Regions from separate parts of the Homo sapiens genome. Here all the other regions are linked to region 1. Evidence: chromatin contacts called from ENCODE Hi-C or POLR2A ChIA-PET data. All regions are on one chromosome and are shown on one strand. The core of a region is the stretch at or near the end of the contact, and the rest is flanking DNA. Distances in the headings are between cores, read along the strand shown.

What was found. Hi-C counts contacts between places; a loop is a spot of excess contacts on that map. ChIA-PET counts read pairs that join two places held with the same protein, here RNA polymerase II (POLR2A). Pooled maps may share reads with other maps.
Region 2: a loop to region 1 is called in a pooled map, with 23 times the contacts of the local background. The contact joins the promoter of RRM2 here to the promoter of DDX1 in region 1. A Hi-C loop is called at or near these places in 1 of 37 single-sample maps with no recorded cell type and 4 of 50 pooled maps. POLR2A ChIA-PET finds 5 or more read pairs at or near these places in 1 of 52 experiments (H1).
Region 3: a loop to region 1 is called in a map of CD8-positive, alpha-beta T cell, with 9 times the contacts of the local background. The contact joins the promoter of LDAH here to the promoter of DDX1 in region 1. A Hi-C loop is called at or near these places in 2 of 168 maps with a recorded cell type or tissue (CD4-positive, alpha-beta memory T cell and CD8-positive, alpha-beta T cell) and 5 of 50 pooled maps.

Annotation. Positions count from the first base shown.
Region 1 is chr2:15,590,444-15,593,380 of GRCh38, forward strand. It overlaps DDX1 (DEAD-box helicase 1), which reads left to right and starts at 1,425. Exons shown (of 26, transcript NM_004939.3): 1 at 1,425-1,506. The coding sequence starts at 1,491. LOC124905975 (a long non-coding RNA gene) reads right to left here and starts at 1,326. Exons shown (of 2, transcript XR_007086224.1): 1 at 1,017-1,326; 2 at 1-889. RefSeq lists an enhancer at 1,464-1,523.
Region 2 is chr2:10,121,294-10,124,230 of GRCh38, forward strand. It overlaps RRM2 (ribonucleotide reductase regulatory subunit M2), which reads left to right and starts at 1,446. Exons shown (of 10, transcript NM_001034.4): 1 at 1,446-1,604; 2 at 1,690-1,764; 3 at 2,094-2,237; 4 at 2,443-2,559. The coding sequence starts at 1,506. RefSeq lists enhancers at 1-119, 168-723, 481-550, 571-680 and silencers at 901-1,500, 907-1,407.
Region 3 is chr2:20,821,677-20,824,613 of GRCh38, forward strand. It overlaps LDAH (lipid droplet associated hydrolase), which reads right to left and starts at 1,425. Exons shown (of 7, transcript NM_021925.4): 1 at 1,361-1,425. RefSeq lists enhancers at 301-1,126, 929-998, 1,219-1,608.

The DNA.
Region 1 (2,937 bases), core at 175-2,674:
AGGTACTATTGTTCATCCCTATTTCACAGGTAAGTAAACTGAAGCCCAAAGAAGCTTCATGACTTGTTCAAGGTCACACAGCAAGCAAGTGGCAGACCTAGAATCCAAACTCAGAATATGGTTCCCAACTCTGTACTTCTAACCCTATTCTATCTTTTTTATTTTTTATTTTTTTGAGACAGACTCTCCCTCTGTCGCCCAGGCTAGAGTGTAGTGGCACGATCTCAGCTCACTGCAGCTTTCGCCTCCCAGGTTCATGTGATTCTCATGCCTCAGCCTCCGGAGTAGCTGCAACCCTATTCTTTTTTCTTTTTTTTTTTTTTTGAGACGGAGTCTCGCTCGGTCACCCAGGCTGGAGTGCAGTGGCGCGATCTCGGCTCACTGCAACCTTCGCCTCCTGGGTTCAAGCGATTCTCCTGCCTCAGCCTCCCGAGTAGCTGGGACTACAGGCATGCACCACCACACCCGGCTTCTTCTGTGTGTGTGTGTGTGTGTGTGTGTGTGTGTATTTTTTGTAGAGAAGGGGTTTCACCGTGTTAGCTAGGATGGTCTCGACCTCCTGACTTCGTGATCCGCCTGCCTCGGCCTCCCAAAGTGCTGGGATTACAGGCGTGAGCCCCCGCGCCCGGCCGCTGCAACCCTATTCTATCTTGCCTGAGGGTTCCACTTTTCTCCATGACACTCTGGGGCAGGCTACAGATAGCACAGCACGCGCCCTCGCATTGCGCAGATGTGGCTCAGATCCCACGCTGCCATTCGGTAGATATGTGTCTTTAGATAAGTGACTTAACTTTCCCGAATTTTAGAGTCCTCATCTAAAGATTCTAATACCTTCCTGACAGAGTGAGTGTCTGGTTGGGAGGATTCCTCATTTACTTTCCCCATCTCTCTGCAAAGAGAAAGGAGTTAAAATTGCATGGAAGTCAAACCCGAAATTATAAAAGCGACATCAAACATGGGTGAAGGGAGGGAGACCTAAATCATTACTTAGTTTAAAAAAAAAATGTAACAAATACCTACTGGCTGCCAGGCACTCACTGGCATTGGTGCTCAGGGCAATGAATCCAGTCCATCTCTCCGGGTCATTCACACACCAAGGCCCTGCTCACCTTTGGAAAGCTGGGGGACTGAGTGGGGAGGGCACGGTGTGGTGTCAGCCTGAGCCCACTGGATGACCCTAATCACCAAACATCTGCTTCCTTCTCTGTAGCTGTGACCCTGATACCGCGTGGTGTGCTCCGAACACATGGTGCCCAGAACGAAGGCGGCGTCCAGAAGCCCTAGGTCCCAGAGGTCCGCTCAGCGGCAGGCGCATAAGGCGGGGCCGGCGCGGGCCTTTCCTTCCATCGGAACCGTTCTCCCGGGGCTGAGTCCCTGCCCGGACTCCGAACGCCGAAGACCAGGGGCCGGAAGCGCGCGCCGCCACTGCCACGCCGTGTCAGTCGGGAGGGAGGGAGCGAGCAGGCGAAGCCGCGGAGGACGGGGTGAAGATGGCGGCCTTCTCCGGTGCGTTTGTGGAAACTCTGGGGGTGGTGGGGCGGCTTGTTGCACGCCTCAGCCCTGGGGCCGCCCGCGGAGAGCTAAAGGGGCGGGAGCGGACAGGGGTCAGGGAGACAGAAGGGCGCTGTCCGCTGCAGTCCCTGATGGACCCGCGTTGCGGGATCAGGGGCGGCCGCGGCTCGGGTTCGGAGGACGATTCTTCCCAGGAGCGGGCCGGAACGTCCCTCCCCCTGCCCTTTCCCTTCTACCAGTCTCCACTTGGCTTTCCTGCCAGTGCACCTTCGGCTGCAAAATCTAGGCGGCGGCGTTGCTCTGGCGGCTCCCAGACGCCTGGGCCTCCTGCCTCTTAACGTGGCAGTGACCCTTTGGGAACCCTTTTCTGCCCGCGGCTCATCTGGGCTTGGCCAGGCAGAGAGGCGAGACGGCGTGGGGAGGAGTCATTGGGGAAAAATGACGATCCTGCCTCTGTCCAGTTTTTTCAGGCCCTTCCAAAACGTCCCAGGCATAAACCTGATCTTTATTTGTTCTTAAACGTTGTTATATCAACATTAATGTTCAGTGTTGAAGCTAAAGGGAAAGCATTTTCATTAACGTACGCACCAGTCCAACATAAGTTTGGAAAATTCATATTTATTTGCCGTCTGCTACCCTCCTTTATTCCAAATATGATTTGATATGGCTTATCGAACCCTACAGTTGATATTTTCGCCTCTTGCTTTATCATCCTCCTGTTAGGCATCCAGTTTTAGGAAGCTGTAATCAGCCTTAAATGCGCTAAACGTGATACATTTATGTAGCACTTATGTAACGTTTATTGCTATATAAATGTATCACGTTAGGCCTAATGTCCTTTAATGTTATTAACTTTTTAAGATGACTTCAGATGTAGTATTTTATATTTTTTAGTTTTCTTCTGTAAGAATATTAGGAATTCCATATCTCCAGTCATGTAAGATATTTTTTTTCTTTTTTGGGGGGGAGAATGGGGGGGTGGGGGGATGTAGTCTCCTTCTGTCGCCCCAGCTGGAGTGCAATGGTGTGATCTTGGCTCACTGCAGCCTCCACCTCCCAGGTTCAAGCAATTCTCCTGCCTCAGCCTCCTGAGTAGCTGGGATTACAGGCGCCTACCACCATGCCCTGCTCATTTTTGTATTATTAGTAGAGACGGGGGTTTCACCATGTTGGCCAGGCTGGTCTCGAACTCCTGACCTCAGGTGATCCGCTCACCTCGGCTTCCCAAAGTGCAACAGTCATGTAAGATTTCTGACTGTTTCAGTTACATCTTCTAATAGGATTCAATTGGAAACTGCTCAGAGTTGTTGCTGTTTTTCTTTTCCCAACATTCTCCTAAAACGATTTTAGAGCCAAGGTCTGTAGGATAGTTCTAGGTAGTCATTTTATAGGTTCACATCTTTGGGAGTCATACACAAATTTCAT
Region 2 (2,937 bases), core at 196-2,695, 5.5 Mb before region 1:
TATCTTATCTAGAAAAGGCTTTGTGAAAAAAAAAGTCCCGGGTCTCTCTCAATAACAGCCCTGAGCGCAGCTGTTGAAGCTTTCTCAGGTTAATGATTTCTTTCTTGGATCTTAAAGTTTCTTTCTCTTCCTTTATTTTTGGCATTTTGCCCGTTGCAGGGCCTGGCAAATCAGAAAGCCACATAGAAAATTAAATGAAAGCTATTGCTAAGTTCCAGTCTCTACACCAGTGGAGTTTTCAAACTCCTCTTCAGCATATTTGACGCCCAATGAGTAGTACATTAATTCCTAGTCCTAAAATCATTCTGTGAACTTTCTCCCAGGAATTTTTGCTCAGTTTGCAATTAAAACAACTTTTTTTCTTCTCTTTTTAATGGCAGAGGCGGGGTCTCACTATGTTGCCCAGGATGGTCTCCAGCTCCTGGCCTCAAACAATCCTCCTGCCTTGGCCTCCCAAAGTGCTGGGATTACAGGCGTGAGCCACCGCGCCCAGCCACAGTTTGCAATTCTTAAGGCAAGGGTGACAATAGGGGTCAGGGGTCTGACAGGAGACAGGATTTCTGTGGAAAACTGCACCAAGGGCCTTCTCGCCATGTCCCGTAGTTTGAAGGTTTACAAAGGACTGCACATTTTACATGAGTCATCTCAACGAACGCTCTCCTCACCGCATTAACAGTCCACGCGGTTACGAGTCCCATTTTACTCACGGGGACACCGAATCTGTAAGAAGCCTGGTCGCTTGTCCCAGCAAAACGAGCCACGGGGCTCAGCGGCCCTAACTTTTAGGCTGTAGGGTCCTCGCCGACCACCCCGCCAAAATGTCAGGCCTCGGGGCCCTTGCACCCCCACCGCAGGGACACGGATCGAAAGGGTCGCAGCAACGCCTCCCCCGCACCCAGGAGCGTTTTCCAGGCCTTTGCACCAACCTCGTTGGCTAAGCCCCCTGCCCGGCGGCGGCCCGGCTGGGAGGAGGTGCTTTCGGGAGGCGGGGCCGCGGCCCGGGGATCCTCTCGCGCCCGCGGGCTCCAATCGCTGCTCCTCACGCAATCCTAAACGGTTCCCGGGCGAACCGGGGCCCGCGCGCGCCAAGGCCGCCGAGACCCTCAGGGGCTGCGGCCCTGGTCCCGCGGGACCTGTGGGGGCCTGGGCGGCGGCGCCCCCGACCCAGCCAGCGGACGGGCCGGGGGGGGAACCGGGAGGTCCCGGGGGGCGTCCACGGGGGTGTCCCCGGGGGTCTCCGGAAGGCGCCGGCGGAGGCTCCCGCGCTGCGCTTGAAAATCGCGCGCGGCCCCGCGGCCAGCCTGGGTAGGGGCAAGGCGCAGCCAATGGGAAGGGTCGGAGGCATGGCACAGCCAATGGGAAGGGCCGGGGCACCAAAGCCAATGGGAAGGGCCGGGAGCGCGCGGCGCGGGAGATTTAAAGGCTGCTGGAGTGAGGGGTCGCCCGTGCACCCTGTCCCAGCCGTCCTGTCCTGGCTGCTCGCTCTGCTTCGCTGCGCCTCCACTATGCTCTCCCTCCGTGTCCCGCTCGCGCCCATCACGGACCCGCAGCAGCTGCAGCTCTCGCCGCTGAAGGGGCTCAGCTTGGTCGACAAGGAGAACACGGTGAGCCCGCGGGGAGGGCGCTGCGGGCAGGGGAGGGAGGCAGGGAAAGCGAAGCCGCTCCTCACTCACACGCGTCTCCCCGCAGCCGCCGGCCCTGAGCGGGACCCGCGTCCTGGCCAGCAAGACCGCGAGGAGGATCTTCCAGGAGCCCACGGAGCCGGTGAGTGGCGGGCGTGGGGCAGAGGGGCCAGGGACGGCCTTGGGCGTCTTGGCGCCAAAGCCGCATTGTTTCCTCAGCTGTTCACACTCCCGCCCCGGCTCCTTTCCCGCCTAGGCGGCCCCTCCCCAGGGCTGCCTCCCGCGCCCCTCGGCCCATTTCCCGGTTCGGGCGTGCGCTCCTCTGCTGCGACCCACGGAGTGCGACGGGACAGCCACGTTTTCACATCGGGCCCCGTGAAATTGCCGCCAATGGAAAGGACTTGGTCCAGAAAAACGTTAGTTTCATATGGTTCGCCCGGTACTTAAATGTTTTATTTTCTCCCCCAACAGAAAACTAAAGCAGCTGCCCCCGGCGTGGAGGATGAGCCGCTGCTGAGAGAAAACCCCCGCCGCTTTGTCATCTTCCCCATCGAGTACCATGATATCTGGCAGATGTATAAGAAGGCAGAGGCTTCCTTTTGGACCGCCGAGGAGGTAATCGGAGGACCCCAGAAGACCCCTGCAGGGGTGACCGTCACGCCTCAGACATAAATGCACTTGGAGGTTCCCGTTGGCAAGGGGGGCTAACTGTGGGGCATAGTAAGTGGTGCCAGCATACTTAAAGTTTGAGTGCTCAGTGTGAGTCCTGTAGGCTTTACTCTCTTCCTTTTATGCTAAAATTGTGACTTCCGAACCTCAGGTGGACCTCTCCAAGGACATTCAGCACTGGGAATCCCTGAAACCCGAGGAGAGATATTTTATATCCCATGTTCTGGCTTTCTTTGCAGCAAGCGATGGCATAGTAAATGAAAACTTGGTGAGTTTCCAAAACATCTTTCATTCATTTGACGTTGACGATCTGAGGTCGAACTAGTTCGCTTTCCTCGTCTTGTATGTTTTTCCATGCTGAGTGCATCTGTGTGTGTAAGCTGGGTTTTATATTACATGGCATTTCCTGTTTTGTAACACTTTGCAGTTCTTTCTTATGGTATTTTCCCGACTCTAGAGAAGCTGAGACAATATTAAGTGGTAGCAATGTGATGACTCTTTGTGGCCACCACATCTGCCCCCTCTTTTTTTTTTTTTTTTTGAGACAGAGTCTCACTCTGGCCCAGGCTGGAGTGCAGTGGTGTGATCTTGGCTCACTGCAACCTCCGCCTCCTGGGTTCAAGCGATTCCCCAACCTCAGCCTCAT
Region 3 (2,937 bases), core at 175-2,674, 5.2 Mb after region 1:
AATGGGTGCAGCACACCAACATGGCACATGTATACATATGTAACAAACCTGCACGTTGTGCATATGTACCCTAGAACTTAAAGTATAATTTTAAAAAAATTAAAAAAAAGAAAGAAAAAATCCTCCAGTCTGAAGGCATTAAGTTATCAAAAAGCAAAATATTAAAATATAAAATTTTAGATGGGCACCCACTGTGTTGCCCTGATTATCCCCCTAGAATGCTACATGCTGGAAAGAGGGGCCTTAGCAGGTTTCTAAGTCTTTAACCTTCAGGTGGAAAAATGGGGAAACACACAAGAGACACTCCTACGTATAGTTTCAGAAAGAAGTTTAATTAAAAAACAGCTTTTGAGAATAAACATTCTGGAGATGCTTCTAAATCTTCTGGGTTTCTTTTGGTTGTATCTCTTTCTCCATACAGATTTGTTCTTTCAACTCAAGGACTATCAACTCTTTTTTTTTTTTTGAGACTGAGTCTCACTTTGTCGCCCAGGCTAGAGTGCAGTGGCGCCATCTCGGCTCACTGCAAGCTCCACCTCCCGGGTTCACGCCATTCTCCTGCTTCAGTCTCCCGAGTAGCTGGGACTACAGGCGCCCGCCACCACGCCCGGCTAATTTATTTATTTATGTATTTATTTTTGTATTTTTAGTAAAGATGGGGTTTCACCGTGTTAGCCAGGATGGTCTCGATCTCCTGACCTCCTGATCCGCCCGCCTCGGGGTCCCAAAGTGCTGGGATTACAGGCGTGAGCCACGGCGCCCGGCCAGGACTATCAACTCTTGTGTTTGGTACACAGGACACAAAGCAGGTGTCCGGTAACTACTTGCGAGGGAAGATACGAATTAACCAAGGAATAAAGTGTTCCAATCTGCATTCTGTCTTGCGTGGGGAACAAAACCAAACTAAGACCCAAGGATGAGGGTTTACGGTTAAGGTCTTCAGCGTGAATAAAAGGCGGCGTGAGCACTAAACGCCGGGGGCAAAGAACACTCCCGGCCCAGAGTTTGACCCCTCCTAGCGAGTTCTTCCCGGCCAGCTGCCCAACTTTTTGGCCTCTACTCCTCCGCGGGGGCACCATAAGACTCCCTACAGGTGGGCTACACTTAGGGGTTCAAATGCTGCATTACCGCGCTCGGGTGAGCGACTGCCCGGCCTGCAACTCAAGGGACTCCCAGGCCAAGTGGCTCCGAACTCGCGAGCTGTCGGAACAGTATTATTTTTGCTGCTACGGGCCATCTGGCCCAGGGCAACAGGGGCTCTGCGAGGAACCATAGAGAAGAAGGGGCGCCAGATCCCGCGTGCCTGCCCACCCGTCCTTCCTTTGGGCAGTCACCCTGAGCTCGGCAAGCTGTACCTCACCTGTCCACCTGGAAGGCTGCCCGCTCTCCCTGAGGGTCCTGGGAAGGCGGCACGAGACCGGAAGTGCCCCCCTCAGGTGACGTCACAGTACCGCGCCGGAGCTGATCCGGGAAGCCGATGTCAGCCTGGCGCGCGGCGCACAGCTGGCTGGGAGATTTCTTACTGGCTTGGAGCCGGTGGTCCAGATCAGAGAGACCTCTTGGAGGGTGTCGGGGTTTTCCTTTCTTTTTCATTTGAATTTTATCCGCCTTTTATTTTCTGTCATCCTTGATGTGCTTCTGGCTTCTGGCTTCCCTTTCCTTCTCTCTCATTTGTTCCATGTCTGCCCCTCTTTTCTCCCTCTTCCCATTTCCCTCTTTCTGCGTTACTAGTTGCATATCTTCCCCACATACACAGGAAAGTTGATTCTCATTTGATCATGTTCATAAGCATGATCAATAAAGTATTTTTTTAATTAAGGTGTTGCCAACTTTAAGAAAATTCAGAGAATAATATTAAGTATAGAGTTTATTTGGGCTCAGTGCTTGAGAATGGCCACTCAGGAGCTTAGATTCAAGTTGCCTTGAATATACACTCCAATTAGCAGCAGTCGGAGTAGGTTTTTTTTTTTTTTTTTTTTTTTTTTTGAGACGGAGTCTTGCTCTGTCGCCCAGGCCGGACTGCGGACCGCAGTGGCGCAATCTCGGCTCACTGAAAGCTCCGCTTCCCGGGTTCACGCCATTCTCCTGCCTCAGCCTCCCGAGTAGCTGGGACTACAGGCGCCCGCCACCGCGCCCGGCTAATTTTTTGTATTTTTAGTAGAGACGGGGTTTCACCTTGTTAGCCAGGATGGTCTCGATCTCCTGACCTCATGATCCACCCGCCTCGGCCTCCCAAAGTGCTGGGATTACAGGCGTGAGCCGGTTTTTAAGGAAAGGAGAGGAGGCAGAGCTTAACTTGTTTACCAAGAATTTATATTTAAAAAACTTAAGCTATTGACTGGCTATGCTTTCTTCCTTGTATCACAAATTCCAGGAACATAAAGATAATGGGTGAGGCAGCTAATAAAGAACAAAATGCCTTTAACAATTGCCCTAAGGCATGGGAAGGCGTGGCGGAAGCCAGTATTCACTTCTGTCCGGGTCTAATAAATTTTGCATACCTCACATAGCTCAGACAGCTCTGGGCTATTTTTCTTTTCTTAGTATGTACTTTTTTTAGACATAATACTGTTGTACACAATAATCTACAGTACAGTGTAAATATAAATTTTATATGCACTGGGAAACCAAAAAAATTCTGTGAACTGCCTTATTGTGATGTTTGCTTTATTGTGGTAGTATGGAACTGAACCCCCAATATCTTCAAAGTATGCTTGGATTTAAAAAAGAGGTTTACTTAGCTCATGGTTCTGCACATTGGAAAGCTCAAGGGGCATAGTGTGAGCATCTGCTCAGTTCTGGTTAGAGTTTTTTGTGCAGTGTCACAACATGGTAGAAGGTCAAAGGGGAAGCTGATACATGTGAAAACAGACCAAACAGGAGGTGGAAAACAACCCACTCTCTCAGGGACTCTCTCTTTTCCAATCTCTCAAGAGC